Linked DNA regions of Homo sapiens: region 1 is linked to region 2. Evidence: read pairs that join two places in POLR2A ChIA-PET (ENCODE). Cell type or tissue: OCI-LY7. All regions are shown on one strand. Each heading gives the region's core, and the rest is flanking DNA. Links, peaks and the distances in the headings are about the cores only.

Region 1 (8,335 bases), core at 320-8,319, 200 kb before region 2:
AAAGTGCTGGGATTACAGGCGTGAGCCACCACGGCCGGGCCATCTGTAATTCTTAAAGCACTCCGGTCAATGTGCACCAAGGGCTAAGAACTGCTGGCCCTGGTGGCACCGTTCCTCCCTTGTCACCTTTCAAGGTCCTGAGAAATGGGAAGGCCGTGGTTATTCCCGTTTTACAGCTCAGAAGACTGAGGCTCAGAAGGTTTTATAGGGCTTTCCCAGAGTTAGAGGTAGATTTGGGACTAGAATCCAGAGCTTGCCTCCAATCCCAGGTTCCCTGCCACCACGCTGCTTATGAGGACACACTGTCGGTGGTTCTGTAATCTCTGAACTGAATAAAATAATCTAATCCCAAGAGATATGCATGAACAGGGCCCTGTGCCGGGCTTGTAGAGAAAAGAGGATGATCCCTGTCCTCAGTGAGCTCAGGGTCCAGGAAGGAAGGTGAGCAGCCTAAGGCAAAGGAGAAGGAGATGCATGGCTAAGGGAGGGAGGGAGGAGGACTGAGACAGTACGAGTACAAGGCTTCCTTGGAGAGCAAGGAAGCAGCTTTGTTTTGGACAGGTAGAGTCTGATATGTGAATCAGACAGCAGGGATCTGCTACGCATGAGCCACTGGAGAAATGGTCCGGACCTTAGGACAGAGGTGCCATCTGGGAGTCAAGTCTGGGAACAGCTGAAGCAGAGGGAGTGGAGGGAGGGCTGGGGATACAGGGAGCCAAGGAAAGCCTGCGGCACCAACAGCTTCCCTTCCTGGCAGGAGGAGGCGGTGGAGCTGGAGGACGGCAGCTCACACGAGCAAGATGGACAGGAAGCAGGAGGAGAGGCCACTTGCTGACACCGAGGTGGACAGCGCAGGCTGGGGGTCTGCAGCCCTGTTGATGGAAAGGTGCGGAGCAGCTGCAGGGCACCAGGCAGGGAACGGACCAGAATCCCAAATGATGCCTGTGTAGGGCTGAGGGTTCGGCTGAGGTTCTGTTGAGGGATCTGGGCCCCAGCTAGTGGGTGTGGTCACACGGCCTTTTCAGGGGTGTGAGCGCCCACATACCTATTTGAAGAAGGGGCTGCAGAGGTCCCCAGAGTGGGCCAGGGAAAGCAGGTACAGTCAGAAGACAAGGGGGCAGCAGAGTGTCTGTGTCGGCCGGAGCAGCAGTGAGATGTCTGCCTGCAGGTCCCTCCTTGAGGTGGACACCACGGAGGCCAAGAGGGGAGTGGACAAGGGGAGAGCTCAGGAAGTAAGGCTGTCCATGGCACGAGGGAGGGAAGGCAGGCAGCGGGCAGGGGAGTGCGGTCAGAGAGGACGCCTGCAGGATGGACTGGGGGAAGTAAAGGCGGGGGGTGTGGAAGCCCAGGACATGGCCCATGGTGTTCTCTAACTGCCGTTAGCTCTGGAGACATTTGCAACCTCCTCCGAAGACACAGGCGGCATCTAGGGCATTTCGTTTGCTGAGGGCAGGGGGACAAACGGCCTGGACAGACAGTACTGAGACGGCCTCAATGATGGAGGCAGGGGATGCTGCCCAGGGTGGCTCCAGCACCAGTGACGATCAGCACTGCCCTTCACCACCTCCAGAGCCCGAGGTGTCTGCTAATGCCATTCTTGGCTCAGCCTTGGGCTCTGCGCAAACTGAGTCCTCGGCTCAACTCCCCCCACCCCTCTTTCCTGCAGTGCAGGTATCAGATTTCACTCCTCCTAGCTGGTTCCAGTATGGCCTTCTTACTTATTTGGGTGATTTCCACCAAACCACAGAAAAGCAGAGCGCAGCCCTCCACACATGGCTCTTGAACTGGCCTGTTTTGTAGCAGGTTACACAGGACCCTGTGAGCTGGCCCAGTTTCCACAGTAAACTGATAGCTGCTTCCACTGATCCCCAGGGGTCACAGAACCATCTAGGGGCCTCGGAACCTTCCTATCATCTTGGAAATCAATGGGACTCCTGCATGTGAGGGGAGGGCACAGCCAGCACCAGGCTGCATGTTGCGGACACTCCCAGGCACAGTCCCAGCTGCACGTAGTGATTTGTTTACTGAGAGCTCATCAGGTACTGGTATGAGTGGCAGAGGGAGCGGAACACAGAGACAGATCAGGTATGATTCCCATCCTCCAGGAACTGGCCGAGTGCTAGGGAAGACAGACTTGAGTTCACAACAGGGACCCTGGTCTGGGGGCACAGAGATAGAGGCCCACATAGGGTGCATCTGACCAGCTATGCCTGGTGAAACTGCCCTCAAAGTCCCTCCCCATCCTAAAGTACATGATTGCCAGAGCTCAGGACGAACAAGAGAACAAGAGCCATGTGCCACCCTGCATCAGCAGCAGGGAAGATTAGACCCCAAACTAAGGGTCAACATTGAAGAAACCAAAACCCACTGCCCTGGGGTGTCTCTGTTCCCTTCACTCTTGCCAAACTCACAGGTGCATCCAAGGAGAGCTGGCTTCTGTGAAGAATACGTCCTCAATCTTTTCTTTGCCCCGTGTAGGAGCGGGGATGCCATGGCTGCCAAACTGACGCTGCGCTGTCTTGTTTTCCAACTCCCCTTCTCTGACCCAACAGGAGGCCTGGAGGCAAAGGATTCCCCAGTGCCGGCGATATCGCTAGCAAGGACAGCTGTCGCCCACCAGTGGTGCCATGGGCGTGTGCCAACAGCCCACCAGCTCCCTAGGTCAAGAACCCACCTCTCCTCTGGCTGCCCCCACTGGGCTGCTGGGAGGCTGAAGGCTGGATGCACTGTGGGGTCACAGGGTGGGGAACCTTCCATTTCAGTGGCTGATCCTGGCCCAGCCCAGAGCCTTCTCCCGCTTCCTGCTGACAACCAAGGCTGCGCCTAGCCTGAGATTCCAAAGCCATATTTTCTCCTCTCTGTGCAAGGGTTCTGGCAGGGGACAGCCATCCCCAACCTCAATGTCTCTGAGTCCAAAGAGAAAGCTCTCTGACCAGCAGAGAATCTGGACGTGGCAGGAGCCTTGTTGGTCTGATGTTCTGCCCCTGCTGCAGAGGGAAGCTGGAGTTTGGTCCAAGGCAGAGGCCAGGAGGCCACCGGTCAGAAGGCATGAGGGTGGGCGGCTGAGAATACAGCAGTCCCGGGGCTGCTATGGCCTGTGCTCACCCAGCACTAGGCCCTGTGTGTTATGCAGACGCAGCCTGTACTTCTAAAGGCTCAAGTCCCACAAGGACATACAAGGCTGGGCCAGCTGGGCCTCCACTGTCCTGGATCCGAGAGCCCACTCCTCTGCCCTCCAGCCTGCTTCATTCCAGGCCCAGCTCCTGTCCCTTCAGTAGCATGAAATGTGGTGAACGTTGTCAACTCCAGCTCCAGGCCTCCTTGCCTCTGCAGGCACATTCCTGGCCTGCCTGGTGGGGGCTAAAGCAGATCCCAGATCACGGATTCTGTTCATAAGATTGTGCCCTCCCAAGGCAGGCCAGGTTCCCCGGCATTTCTGGCTGCCTGATCCTGCTTGGAGAACCTGGAGTCAAAAGTTTAAGCTAGGACTCTAAAAATTTAAGCCAAAGAAGTAATCAAATGACTATGCAGATACATATGCAACAATGTTTGTTGTGCTGTTATTTGTAATAGTGAAATATTTAAAATATGCTAAATGTCCATCGTTAGGGCATTAAGTGAATCATGTATGCTATTATATCCACAGAGTAGACAGTCTGTAAAAATGGTGATATAGATTTCTATTTACCGACATACGAAATGGCTTGATACATTGTGGAATCTAAATAACATGCCCCCCGAACAGTACCCACAGTCAGATCCTGTGTGCACTGTTTACGTATGTGCATAAGAAAAAGCTTGGAAAGAAACACTAAAATGGTTATCTCTGGGGAACAGGATTATAAGTCATTTATATACTTTTAGCTACTATCCTTTAAAATCCCTTTATAATGAATAAATAATATTTTCATGATATTTAATAATACATTTTAATACCAAAACTTAATTATAAAACTTAATTACAGTTTTTAAGGAGGTTAAAGGTCATCTAGTTGCTGGCCATCCCTAGATCTAACCTCCTGGGGAAAGCCAAGACCCAGGTAAGCAAGGAACTGTCACAGAGATTCTCTGATGGGGCACGGTGGCTCACGCCTACAATCGCAGCGCTTTGGGAGGCTGAAGCGGGTAGATCACTTGAGGTCAGGAGTTGGAGACCAGCCTGGCCAACATGGTGAAACCATGTCGTGATAGCACACGTGATAGCCAGTCGTGATAGCACATGCCTGTAGTCCCAGCTACTTGGGAGGCTGAGGTGGAAGGATCGCTTGAACCCAGAGGCAGAGGTTGCAGTGAGCCAAGATTGCGCCACTGCGCTCCAGCCTGGGCTGGACAACAACAAAAAGAGTCATAGATATTCTCTTTGGTTGATTCTAGGAGGATTGAGGCTAAAATGGCTTAGCTAAGCCCCAGTACCAGTTGATCACACACGCCTGTGGTAAAATCGCACTGAGGAAGAGGGCGAGGGGACCTACTGTACTTTCTTCCCTTCCCCCACACATTTAGCATGAGAGGAGAGAGCTGGCTATGCTCAGGTCTGATGCCTTTCTTATTTCCAGGTGAGCTAAGCAGAGACCTACCTTGCGCCGCCCGTCTCTGGCAAGCTCAGGATTCGTCCCCAGGATGCGAAAACCACGATGGCCGCCAACACTTAGCAAAGCGTGAGCATCACCAGGAAGCCAGATAGTCTAGAAAGAGAGGGAAAAACAGTGGGGTAGGGGTGGGGAAAAGGTCTAATTTTTTTTCTTTTCTTTTTTTTTTTTTGCAAAAAGATGTCTTTTGAATTCCAGCATCCTGGGTGGTCCCCACACTAACTGGATGCTAGTCTCTGCCTCAGATATCCCTGATGCTGAGTTGCATACTGTGGATTATCTCACACAGGCTGTGCACAAACTCTGCCAGCACATGCAAAGTGGGGCGAAGTGGGTAGCAGAGTACTCCGAGTGGCAGATATGAGGCATCCCCCGCCCATCCTCCGAATACACACAGCCCTAATCCCCACCATTGAGCCATTGACACTGAATAACAGAGAGAACAATGGTATTGTCTTCCATCTAATCCAAACTAAGAAACTCCAGCAATGGGGAAAAAGAAAACATTTAAGTCTTTAATCTAATACTGAAAAGGACACAAACTCTAGAATTACAAAAACAAATCATTACTTTTTTCACACAATGGGCAAGAAGACCTTGAGGAGGCAAAGAATAGGTTCCCTGGGGAGAATTTTTTTTTTTTTTTAAATTATAGATTTAATACCTAGGAGAAAGAGGCTATCTATTACGGGGAGGCAGAGCTACTCCTGGTTCCTTCTTTTAAATGTAATCTATGAGAAAGCCATCTTCACAACGGGAAATGGCATCCCCCACTGCAAAACGCACGACTGTCATTACCTGGGAATCAATATATTTTTTTAAACCAAATATATCATTATCAATTGATTTTCCTTTTTCCTCTTAGCACTCCAGAGTCCCGGGTAGCAGGGGAAAGCTTTAATGTGATATGAAGGATTTGGACAGGTAAATAAGTTATTGTAAACTCATTCTGCCTTATGGTCAGCTTCCCTCTGACAACGCAACGAGTCTTTCTCAGATCCTCTCAACCTAAGCTTTTCCAGCGGCCGCTGATAGAGATGCACGTGATCCATATCAAATAGCCATTTTCAAGCTGAAGGTGGCAAAAATATTATTTTTCTCAAGGATAGAATGTTCTCTTTACGACTAAGAAATAACCTCTGCGGGGAAGCAAAATCAGCCAAGGTCGCCATTTAATTTTGACACAGAACCAAAGTGGCGAGTACATTTCCTCTCCAAGGTGAAGCACAAGGAGAAACTGATCACTTTGACCACAAGGTATTGGCAATACTGGTGATCGATGTATTCTGGGAAAGATCCTTGGCAGATAAGTGCTGGTGAACAGAGAGGTCTAGGAGATAGGGGTCAAACCATTTTTAGGTGCTTGAGAATCTCATTCATTCATTCATTCATTTAATAAATATTGATTCCCTCTATGTGTCAGGCAGTATGTTCAAGGCACTGGGAATACATGAGTGAACAAAAGAGAAAGGTACTCCTGCCCTCAGGGAGCTCATATTCTAGAGGGTGGAAACACAGAATATACAATACACTTAAAAAGTAGTGAAAATTGTATCATATTTTGGAAGGTAGTATATGCAATTTATTAGAGAAGAAATGGAGCAGGGTAGGGTGCATGTTGTCGGGGGGCCTGTGGTGCAGTTTAAGTAGGGTGGGCAGGGCCAGTCTTGTGAGTGGAGGACATTTGAGCACACACTTCAAGATGAGGAGTAGGTCGTGTGGGCATCTGGCCCTAAGTGTTCTAGGCAGAGGGAACAGCCAGTGAGAACATGGCTGGTATGTTCCAGGACCACCAAGGAAGCCACTGTGGCTGGTGGAGGGAGATTCTAGTAAGAGGTGAGGCCAGAGTGGTGAGCATCCTGATTGCGTAGGGCCCTGTAGGCTACTGTGAAGTCTACTAACTTGAGAGCCCAAAGATCCCAGCCACCATCTTTAGAAGTGGCTCCCAATTTCTTGAGCCAAAACCCTCAGAGTTCATGTCGGGTTAATCCACTTCCTTTCCAGGCTGTGCCGAATGAATATGGAATAGGCTAGACTGTAGCCTAGAGGGACAGTGGTGGGAAGGAAGCACAGGCTGTCTACGCCTGTCCTGACGACAGTGGCCTTGCCCTTCCATCTCTGTGGTCCCTACCTCTAGGGGAGACAACTGAAACAGTTCTGAACAAAAATAAACCACATGCACAGCTGAGTTCTCTGGGACTTTTCCTCATGTGCTGATGAAAAGGTCTGGAAGTGAATGACCCATTGGCTATTATAGACTGTACTGGATGTTTTGTGTTGGGCCCTTTTGACCTGCCTTCCACCTTCCCCACCCTGTTCTTCCCCACCTCTCCCAGGCGAGCCCTGGGAGGCTCACCTGACCTGTATGGAGAGCATCCCTCATGTTTTGGACCCTCTGACTTCTGGTTAGGTTCAGCCCATGCAAGCACTAGCAGGAGACTGGGGACAGGGTCAGGGTTGACTGTTGGTTCCCCTGCTCCCCTCCCTCTCTGCGTCTTCATGAGCAGGGTGTCCCTCACCTGCAGGTCATGGCTCTAGCTGGGGAACAAGGAGCTCCACAAGGCTCTCTCTCTGGATTCCTGTAATAGCTCCTTCCCCTGACCATTATGCTCAAAGGCAGTAATTCCCCTCATCCCATCATCAGCCTGGGGGCACTGTGCTATGATGGTTTCTCTATACTGTGCCTATTCATCTTTGTGGATAGTCATTTTACTTAACTCTCTCCAAATTACACATTTGAATATGTCTATTTCAAGACCCCGATAGATACATTCACAGAGAGGGTTAAAAGCAAGACCCTGGAATCAGATACATCTGAATTAGAATTCTAACACTGACACTTAGTTTTGTGACAGCAGGTAAGTTCTTTAACTCCTAGGAACCTCTGTTTCCCATTCTTTTTAGGCCAACATTCAAATTGAGGAAATACAGAGAATACCACAAAGATACTACTCGAGAAGAGTAACCCCAGGACACATAATGGTCATATTTATCAAGGTTTTGTTTTGTTTTGTTTTGTTTTGAGATGGAGTCTCACTCTGTTGCCCAGGCTGGAGTGCAGTGGCGCAATCTTGGCTCACTGCAGCCTCCGCCTCCCGGGTTCAAGCAATTCTCCTGCCTCAGTCTCCCAAGTAGCTGGGACTACAGGCACACGCCGCCATGCCCGGCTAATTTTTGTATTTTTAGTAGAGACAGGGTTTCATCATGTTGGTCAGGATGGTCTTGATCTTCTGACCTTGTGATCCGCCCGCCTCGGCCTCCCAAAGTGCTAAAACTAGAGAACCCGTGACATCCTCCTCCTCTTCCTCCATCTCAGCATCACCATCTCAGAAGTGCCATCACCTGCTCAAAGTCCAGGGCAAGCACACCTGCTTCCCGACATCTTTGCCGACCCCAACCAGAAACTCTTTCCTTGAAAGGGTTTCTAACTGTTCTCGGTTAACATTTAGCATCAGTCTATGCCTCAGTGATTTTATTTATTTTTTCACATCTTTCCTTTCTTGTTCTTTTCCCACCCACCCAACCCCCACGCCTTGCAGTTAGACCCTGGGCTTAATAGACAGTATCTTTTGGAATCTCTGGTCCATAGCACCCATCATGTAGCGGTGTATAAACGATCCTTGACTCATTATTGTCCTTTCTGGGAGGCCTATAAGCTACATCCATGCACCTAAGCATGTCCCACTCTAATGAGATACATGGTATTTAAAAGTGATTTAAAAATAAATTACTAGAAACCAATTTTT
Region 2 (8,335 bases), core at 281-8,280:
GGTCAGATCCCTGGGCTAATCCGTGTGGGCTGCCCCACTCAGGCCGTACTGCCCTACTCCAGCCATACTGCCCTACTTGGACTATTCTGCCCCACCCTTCACCTAGGCAGGGCCCAGCTGCAGGCCACAGATGCACTGGAGGACCAGAGAGGCTTCAAAGGGGGAAGCTGTCACTGAGGCATTTGAATGGCCAAGGAGCAGTTTATCACCAGAAACAAAGACCCATCCGGTCTTCAGTGATGTCTATTACAGGCCACATCTGAAGCGATGTGGCCCAACAGCTGACACATGAAGGGGGGGAATATAGAGAGAATGGTGTTGGGTTTTGGTTTGACTCCTCTGCCTTAGTTTACCCAGGGAGGCATGGGTCTCTAGGAGATTTGCTGGAGGGTATGAGGAAATTACTTCTGAAGAGGTTGTGCAAGGCTGCCTGTGATCTGGCTGGCTGAGCCTCTGCCACTGTGGCCTCATGAATTCTCACGGCAGACAAAAAGGTCCATTAGGCTGAATCTGCTTTACCTTTTGTCTTACTCATTGTGGTTGTTATAACAAAAATCCTATAAACTGGGTGACTTAAAAACGACAGGGCTGGGCACGGTGGCTCACACCTGTAATCCCAGCACTTTGAAAGGCCGAGGTGGGTAGATCACTTGAGGACAGGAGTTTGAGACCAGCCTGGCCAGTGAAACCACGTCTCTACTAAAAATACAAAAATTAATCAGGCATGGTGGTGCACGCCTGTAATCCCAGCTACTCGGGAGGCTGGGGCAGGAGAATCACTTGAACCTGGGAGGTGGAGGTTGTAGTGAGCCGAGATCATGCTACTGCACTCCAGCCTGGGTGAGAGAGTGAGACTCCATCTCAAAAACAAAACAAAAACAAAAACAAAAACAAAAAAACCCAGAAATTTATTTCTTCCATTTATAGAGGTGGGAAAATACAAGATCAAGGTGCTAGCAGGTTCAGTGTCTGGGGAGGGCCCACTCTGCTTCACAGACGGTGCCTTCTTGCTGCATCCTCACATGGTGGAAGGGGTTAGGTAGCTCTCTGGAGTCTCTTTTATAAGGGCACTAATCTGATTCATGAAAGTACCATCACTTTGAGGATTAGGATTCAACATAAGACTTTTTGGAGAACAGAAACATTGAGACCATAGCACTTTCAAAGACCCATCACCCAACCTAGATTTCCGTCTAAGTAGGCATAGAACTTATGCCCACCTACTACTATACTGGTTGCATCTTGTAATGCTCCAGTGGCTCTTACAATTGGCCAACAGTCAAGAAATTCATAGCTATGATGCTCATAATAGCAGACACTACTGCCACCACATTCTGCTGATAATGTGCCAAGAAGTACATTTAGTGGCCTTGCTAATAACACTGAACTACTTTATTGGAGCAGGTTTAATTTTCTGTGGCTCATGTTGTTTGAACAAAGCAAAGTATGTCTGTCAAGTATTGTTTGACAGATGTCATTCCTATGGAGGGCAGAAATGGTCAGTATGATGTGTGATGCCATTGGCACTGATGACTCAGGGTGAAAGCAGCAAGATTCACTTCTTGGTGATTGCAGCAGCTGTAAACCAACAGCTGCTTTTCCCATACACTTCCTTTACCAACAGGAAATATAAGTCAGAGGCTATGGACAATTTGGAATTCGATTCCAATGGCCTTATGAGATTCACTATTGCATTGACGCTAAGGCTACGCTCCCTGATGGCTGCTACCAGCTACTGCCTGAGCACGGCCCTAATACCAAGGCAGGTCCATCCCCATAAGATGCAGGATGGCTCCAATAGATGACTTTGGCCTCAGTCCTTCCAGTGGTCTTGCTAAACCATTGAGACGGTGCTGCATTCCAAGACTCTTCTACTTTGAATCCTTCTTCCTTCCCTCTCTCCTTTCAGAGATGTCAGATCTAAGTCATCGACTGAACACTTCCTCCTCTTCTCCTGCCCCCTCCTCCAACAACTCTCTTGCATGTCTCACCTTGTTTTAATGTCTGCTTCTCGAGGACTTAAATGAATGTATTCACTTCCCCCATCTATCCATTCTCAGGGATAAGTAAAAAATGTATGTTTCTGGTTGTTGGTGCTAGTGGGGAAGCCAGTATTCAAGAGGTGGAGTAGACAGAATTGGAGAAGGGAGACCGGGAAGGAGCCTGGGGTTTTGTCATCTGTGAAATTGTAGAAGCTGACACTGCCTCACATTCATGCTCCATAAAGGGGCGGGTACAGAGCAATAGTGATACCAGGGGCAACAGTGTCATGGCCTGGCCTGACTTCATTTGGGAACAGCACAGAAAGGAGTAGCTCTGAGCTCACAGGTATGGTAGCAATTGAGAATGGTAAGGACCAGAATCATAGATCAACATATCATTCACCATTTTCCAGGCACACAGCAGAAGTCCCAAACATTTACATCCAAACATCTCTTAAAATGACAGAGACTGAATTTATCCCACATCCTGTTTAGTTGAGGCCTGGAGTCAGGTTAAATATGATGTAGAAAAATAAGATGATCCTACAGTTCTGATATCTAAGTGTTACAAAGTCCAAATAAAACATCTACATGCTTGTCAGAATGGACAGGTTCTCTAAACATAACTGGAGGGAAAACAGTGAAATGACACCTGTTCCCAAGAACAGTGACTGAGGCTGGAATGATAACCATACGCAGAGTGTGGGAGTCAGGCTGTGCTTCTTTATGGAAGAAAGTCAAATCCAAGTAAGGATTGGAGACTGAGAGTATGAGTCAAGTCCCCAAACACTGACCGAGGACTCTACTGCGGTCAACTGCTGGACAGCAGTGCCTGCACACATGAAGAAGGTACGGAGGGACTGGAGCAGGTCTTCCCAGATGAGTCTATGGAGCTCACAGGTCCCTGTGCACAGCCAGATGGAAGGCATATTTCCAGGTGAGAATAGGAGACCACCCTGGAGGAGCAGAGGCACTTCACCTCGAGTTTTTCAGCTGATGCACCTCCGACCACAAAGGAAAGGGTATGCTTCCAGGAGGCGAGGGTAGAGTCAGAAGTAGCCTGCAGCAGATACAATTTATGGCCTTGCATTCTACTCATAATCTATTTGTGTGTTTTGTTTATATTTTGGAATGACAAAATGATTTTGCATCTTTTAACATAACTATAAATGAGAGTGCTCACATCTTAATTTGTAAAACAGTAGCAGTCATTAATTAAAAAAAAATTCTGGTTGGGTGCGACCAACATAGTGAAACCCTGTCTCTACTAAAAATACAAAAATTAGCTGGGTATGGTGGTGCACACCCGTAATCCCAGCTACTCAAGAGGCTGAGGCAGGAGAATCGCTTGAACTTGGGAGGCGGAGGTTGCAGTGAGCTGAGATCTCACCGTTGCACTCCAGCCTGGGCAACAGAGAAAGACTCCATCTCAAAAAAAAAAAAAAAAAAAATGCAGAGAGCATAAAGAAGAAAATTAAAATGACTCACAATGCCACCAGCCAGGCAATCCTTACTAAGTTTTAGAAGAAATATCAAGGTGGTACATGCATAAAAAATAGCAGAGAAAAGTTTGAAATAAAGTGAAGTCAGTTCTTCTAGGCAATTCTGGAATGAAGCCAATGTTGGAGCTTCAAAACCCATAAAGCAGGACTTCACCACTGAGCAGGATGGAGTAACAGGGGCCAGATTTAGCCTCCTTCTTCAACAAAATGAGAAAAAATATAAATGAAGTTACAGTTTTCAGTCATTGGACAACAGGCATTGCTGGAGTGCACTCGGGCCCCCAAGTGAAGCAAAACAATGAAGGGAGTGGTATGATTGCCCTTGAACTGCCCTAAGAGACCTTCTAGGAGGAGAAGGGGGTCACTCAGATCGTGGGAGTCTCCCTGGGTTGAGGAGATAGAATTGAGAATCTGGGGAGGCCAGGACAGCTAGGATACTCAGAGCAGAATATCAGAAAGGAGAAAATAGCACAGAAGAGAGAATGCTGCATTCTCATGGGACCAGAGAGTACCAGAGGGTTCACCTTAGAGGTTCTGCCTTGTAAGGATCAACACACGCCTGTGAGGAAACTTTCCAAGGCCCGGAAAGGAGCAGGTGAAACAATTCTTGATGATCACGCAGGGCCAGGAATAGATTGTATTCCTGCCAGCCAGAGTAAAAATAACATTGCAATGCACAGGGCACTGGATAAAATGTTCAGTTTATTCAGTTTATAAAGTATTCAGTTGTTGCCTCAGTGGTGGGCCAGAATCAGCCGTCAGTTAAAGACTACCTTGGTCCTGCCAAAAAAGAAAAAAAAAATCTTAAATGAAAGCCTCAAAAGGATCAAGATGTTTTCAAGCAATTTAACAGGGTTCCAATGCAATGCTCAAGAATATTTGAAGAAATACAAAAATCAAGTGTTAAGGTAAAATTCACAATTTTTGCAACTCAACCAAAAAATTACCAAAATTACCAGGTATACAAAGAATCAGAAAAATATTACTATAATGAGGGAATCAATCAATCAATCAATCAATCAATCAATCCATCAGTATAAGCAGACTCAAAATGACACAGATGATAGAAGGAGTTGAAAATGTCATAAATGTATCTCCTATATTCAAGAAGAGAGAGCAAGGTTTTCCAACAATGGTAATGGTCTGTGGGTCAAATCCAGCCTGGAGTCTATTTTTGTACGGTCTGAGTGCTAACAATAGTTGTTTCTTTTCTTTAAAAATTTTAAAGATTACTTTAAAAATATTGTAAAAAATGTGACAAAAACATATATGACTCCTTAAGCCTAAAATGTTTACCATCTGGTCCTTTGAAGAATAAGCTTTCTGATCCCTGAGGCCGAGAAAATATAGACATAGAAAATATTTTAAAAAGGCTCAAATTGAACTTCTAGAGATGCAAAATACAGTATCTGAGATGGAAAAGGTGCTGGATGGAAAAGATGTTGGATGGAAAAGATGTGGGATGAAAACAGCAGGTATGACATTACAGAAGAAAAGATTACTGCACTTGAAGACATAGTGATACAAATAATTACAAATGAAACCCAAAAAAGACAAAAAACTGAAAAGAAACAGAGCAACATTGAAATGTGGGACAACCTCAAGGAACCTCTCCTCCATGTAATTGTAGCCCATAAAAGAAGCAGGGTGGGGAGTCAGAAAAATTATATGAAGAAGTAATGGACAAACATTTCCTAATCTGATAAAAAAGTTTAAGCCCACATTTGCAAGAAGCTCAACAAACCTCAAGTAAAGAAACATGAAGAAAACTGCGCTAAAGCAAATAAAAATCAAAGTGTTTAAGACCAGTAGTAAGGAATATCTTAAAAGCAATAAGAGACACAAAGCACATTGTGAACAGAGAACAAAAATCAGAATAATAGCAAATTTCTCACTAGAAACAATGTAATCCGAAAGACAGAAGATCTATATCTGTCAAGTATCAAAAGCAAAAAAAAAAAAATAGTCAACTTAGATTTATATTGCCAGTGATAATCTATTTCCAAAATGAAGTCCAAATAACGAGTTTTACAGACAATAGAAAAGCTTAAAGAAGTTGTCACCAGAGACCTGTGCTGCAGGCTATGTTAAGAGACAGTCCTTCAGGAAGAAGAAACATGATACCAATGGCAAATCTGAATATACACAAAGGAATGAAGAGTATGGGAAATCAAAACCACGTGGAAAAGAGGAAAAGACATTTTTGTATTTTAAAAATCTCTAAAACATAATTGATTGTTTAAAGTAAAATTAATGAAATGTTACTGTGGGGCTTATAACATACTGTATATAGAAGTAAAATAATACAAAGCCCAGGAGGTGGAGGATAAATGTTCTTATATTATGTATAAAGTGGTAATATATAACTTGAAGGTAGGTTGTGATAAATTAAAGATATATATAATGAAATGTGAAGGAACCACTAAGACACAAAAGAAAGCCATAGCTATGACTGTGGGAGATAAAATAGAATTATAAAAATACTATTTATAAAAAAATCACAAGTACATTAAAAGCACATGGATGGAAAAAAAGGTGTTCCATGCTAACAACAATCAAAAGAAAGCTGGAATAGCTATATTGTAAGATACAAAGTAAAATAAGCAAAGAATAGTATCAGGGATGAGTAAGGCCATTTCCTAACAAAAAAGAGGTCATCACATCAATGGAAAATAACAATAAAAAATGTTTATGCACCTAAAAATAGAGCTTCAAAATACATGAAGCAAAAACTGATAAAGCTAAAAGGAGAAGTAAACAAATCTACCGTTACAGCCTAAGATTTCACACCTCTCTGTCAATAATTTATAGAAAAAGTAGACATAAAATCAGGAATGATATAGAGGAATTGAATAACACTATCAATCAACTACCTAATTGACATTTATGGAACACTCCACTCAACAGGAGCAGAATAGAGATTCATTTTAGGTGCACAGGGAACATTTGCCAAGAAAAACTATATTCTGGCCCGGCCCATAAAACAAACCTCAACAGATTTATATTCTGCTCCATAAAACAGGTCTTAATATATTTAAAAGAATCCAAACCATGCCAGGCATGTTCTGTGATCAGAATGGATTTAAGTTAAATATTAATCACAGCAAGACATCTGGAAAATCCCCAAATATTTAGAAACTAGATAATACATTAAAATATTTCTTCAGTCAAAGAAGAAATAAAATAAATTAGAAAACATTTTGAACTCAATAAATGTGAAAATATGACATATGAAAATTTGTGGAATGCATATAAAGCAATAGTTAGAGGAAATTTTATAGTACTAAATGCCTACACCAGAAAAAAAGAAAGGCCTCAAATCAGTGATCTAAACCAGGGGTTGTCAAAGTATAACAGATGAGCCAAGTCCAACCTGCTGCCTGTTTCTGTAAATAAAGTTTGATTGAAACACAGCCATGTTGATTCATTTGTGCGTGGCCTATGACTGCTTTCATGCTATAACAATAAAGTTGGTTAACTGTATGCATAGCAAAACCTAAAATAATTATCCTCTAATCTTCATGAAAAAAATTTGCTGACTTCTGATCAATGCTTCTACTTTAGAATATAAAAAAAAAAGCGAATGAAATCTAAAGTTAGCAGAAGAAGGGACATAATGAAGATAAAAGCAGAAAGCAATGACATAAAAAACAGTAAGGATAATCAATGAAAGTACATCTATGAAAAGCCTATAGCAAAACCATACTTGATCCTGAAAGAATTAATGCTTTCTTCCTAAGACTAGAAACAAAGCAAGAATATAAATTATGAAAACTCTAAAGCATTGCTGAGAGTGTTAAAGGAGGCAGAGGTAAATAGAGATATAAACCATGTTCATGGGTCAAAAGACACAATAGTCGTAAGATGTCAGTTCTCTCCAAATTGATGTGTAGATTCATCATAAGTCCAAAGAAATCTCAGCAGCTTTCTTTTCCTAAATATTTATAAGCCCATTTTAAAATTTATATGGAAATGCACAGAATCTAGAAGAGCCAAAGCAACATTGAAAACAGGAACAAAGTTTGATTTCAAATTTGTTATAAAGCCACAATAATCAAGAAAGTATAGCATTGACATAAATATATACTTAGATAAATGGAACAGAAGAAAGAGTAGAGAAATAGATATACACATTTTTGATTAACTGATTTCCTATGGTCTCAATGCAGTTTAGTTGGAAAATGAGATTTTTCTCCATTAAATGATGCCAGAGCAATTGCAATTTGCAGAAAAATGAATTTTGATCTTTACCTCACGCCATATGCAAAAATAAACTTGAAATGAATGATAGGCCTAAATGCAAGAGTTAAATGACAGAGCTTTTAACAGATAACATAGGAGAAAGTCTTCATACTTGGGTTTGGCAAAGGTTTCTTAAGTACGTACCAAAGAGAACAAATTACAAACACAAATAGAAATAGAAAATTATCAGAATTACAAATTCTTATTCTTCAAAAGAAAAGGCAGGCCATAGGCTACAAGAAAATATTTGCAAAACATGTATCTGACTTAGGACTTTTATGAAGATTATATGAAAACTCCTCCCACTCAATTGTAAAAAGACAAATGACCCAATTAAAAAAAGTACAAAAGATTTTCACCGACTCTTCACCAAAGAAGTTATATATCAGTGGCAGGAAAATACCTGAAAATATACTTAACATCATTAGTTATTAGGGAAATGCTATTAGAAACACAATAACATATCACAACACACCCACTACAATGGCTAAAAATACAAAAGACTGACTACTAATTGTCAAGTATGTGGAGCAATTGGAATTCTTGTAATGCTTCGTAAGAATGTGGAAGGATACAACCATTTTGGAAAAAATTGGCAGTTTTAAAAAT

Evidence for each region. Peaks named below come from ENCODE experiments on the same cell type or tissue, not always from the same donor. Only the 100,000 strongest peaks of a DNase experiment are listed, where the experiment ranks them.
Region 1: POLR2A ChIA-PET joins it to region 2 with 10 read pairs; 2 of 35 experiments call an interaction of 5 or more read pairs at or near these places.

Annotation. Positions count from the first base shown.
Region 1 is chr2:23,471,910-23,480,244 of GRCh38, reverse strand. KLHL29 (kelch like family member 29) reads right to left here. Exons shown (of 14, transcript NM_052920.2): 2 at 4,578-4,685. It overlaps LOC124907741 (a long non-coding RNA gene), which reads left to right and starts at 4,741. Exons shown (of 2, transcript XR_007086244.1): 1 at 4,741-8,335. In OCI-LY7, for the core only: no CTCF peak of the experiment used is centred there; no DNase peak of the experiment used is centred there.
Region 2 is chr2:23,267,176-23,275,510 of GRCh38, reverse strand. No RefSeq gene overlaps it. Among named protein-coding and RNA genes, the nearest start is that of KLHL29, 110 kb to the left of the region's middle. In OCI-LY7, for the core only: no CTCF peak of the experiment used is centred there; no DNase peak of the experiment used is centred there.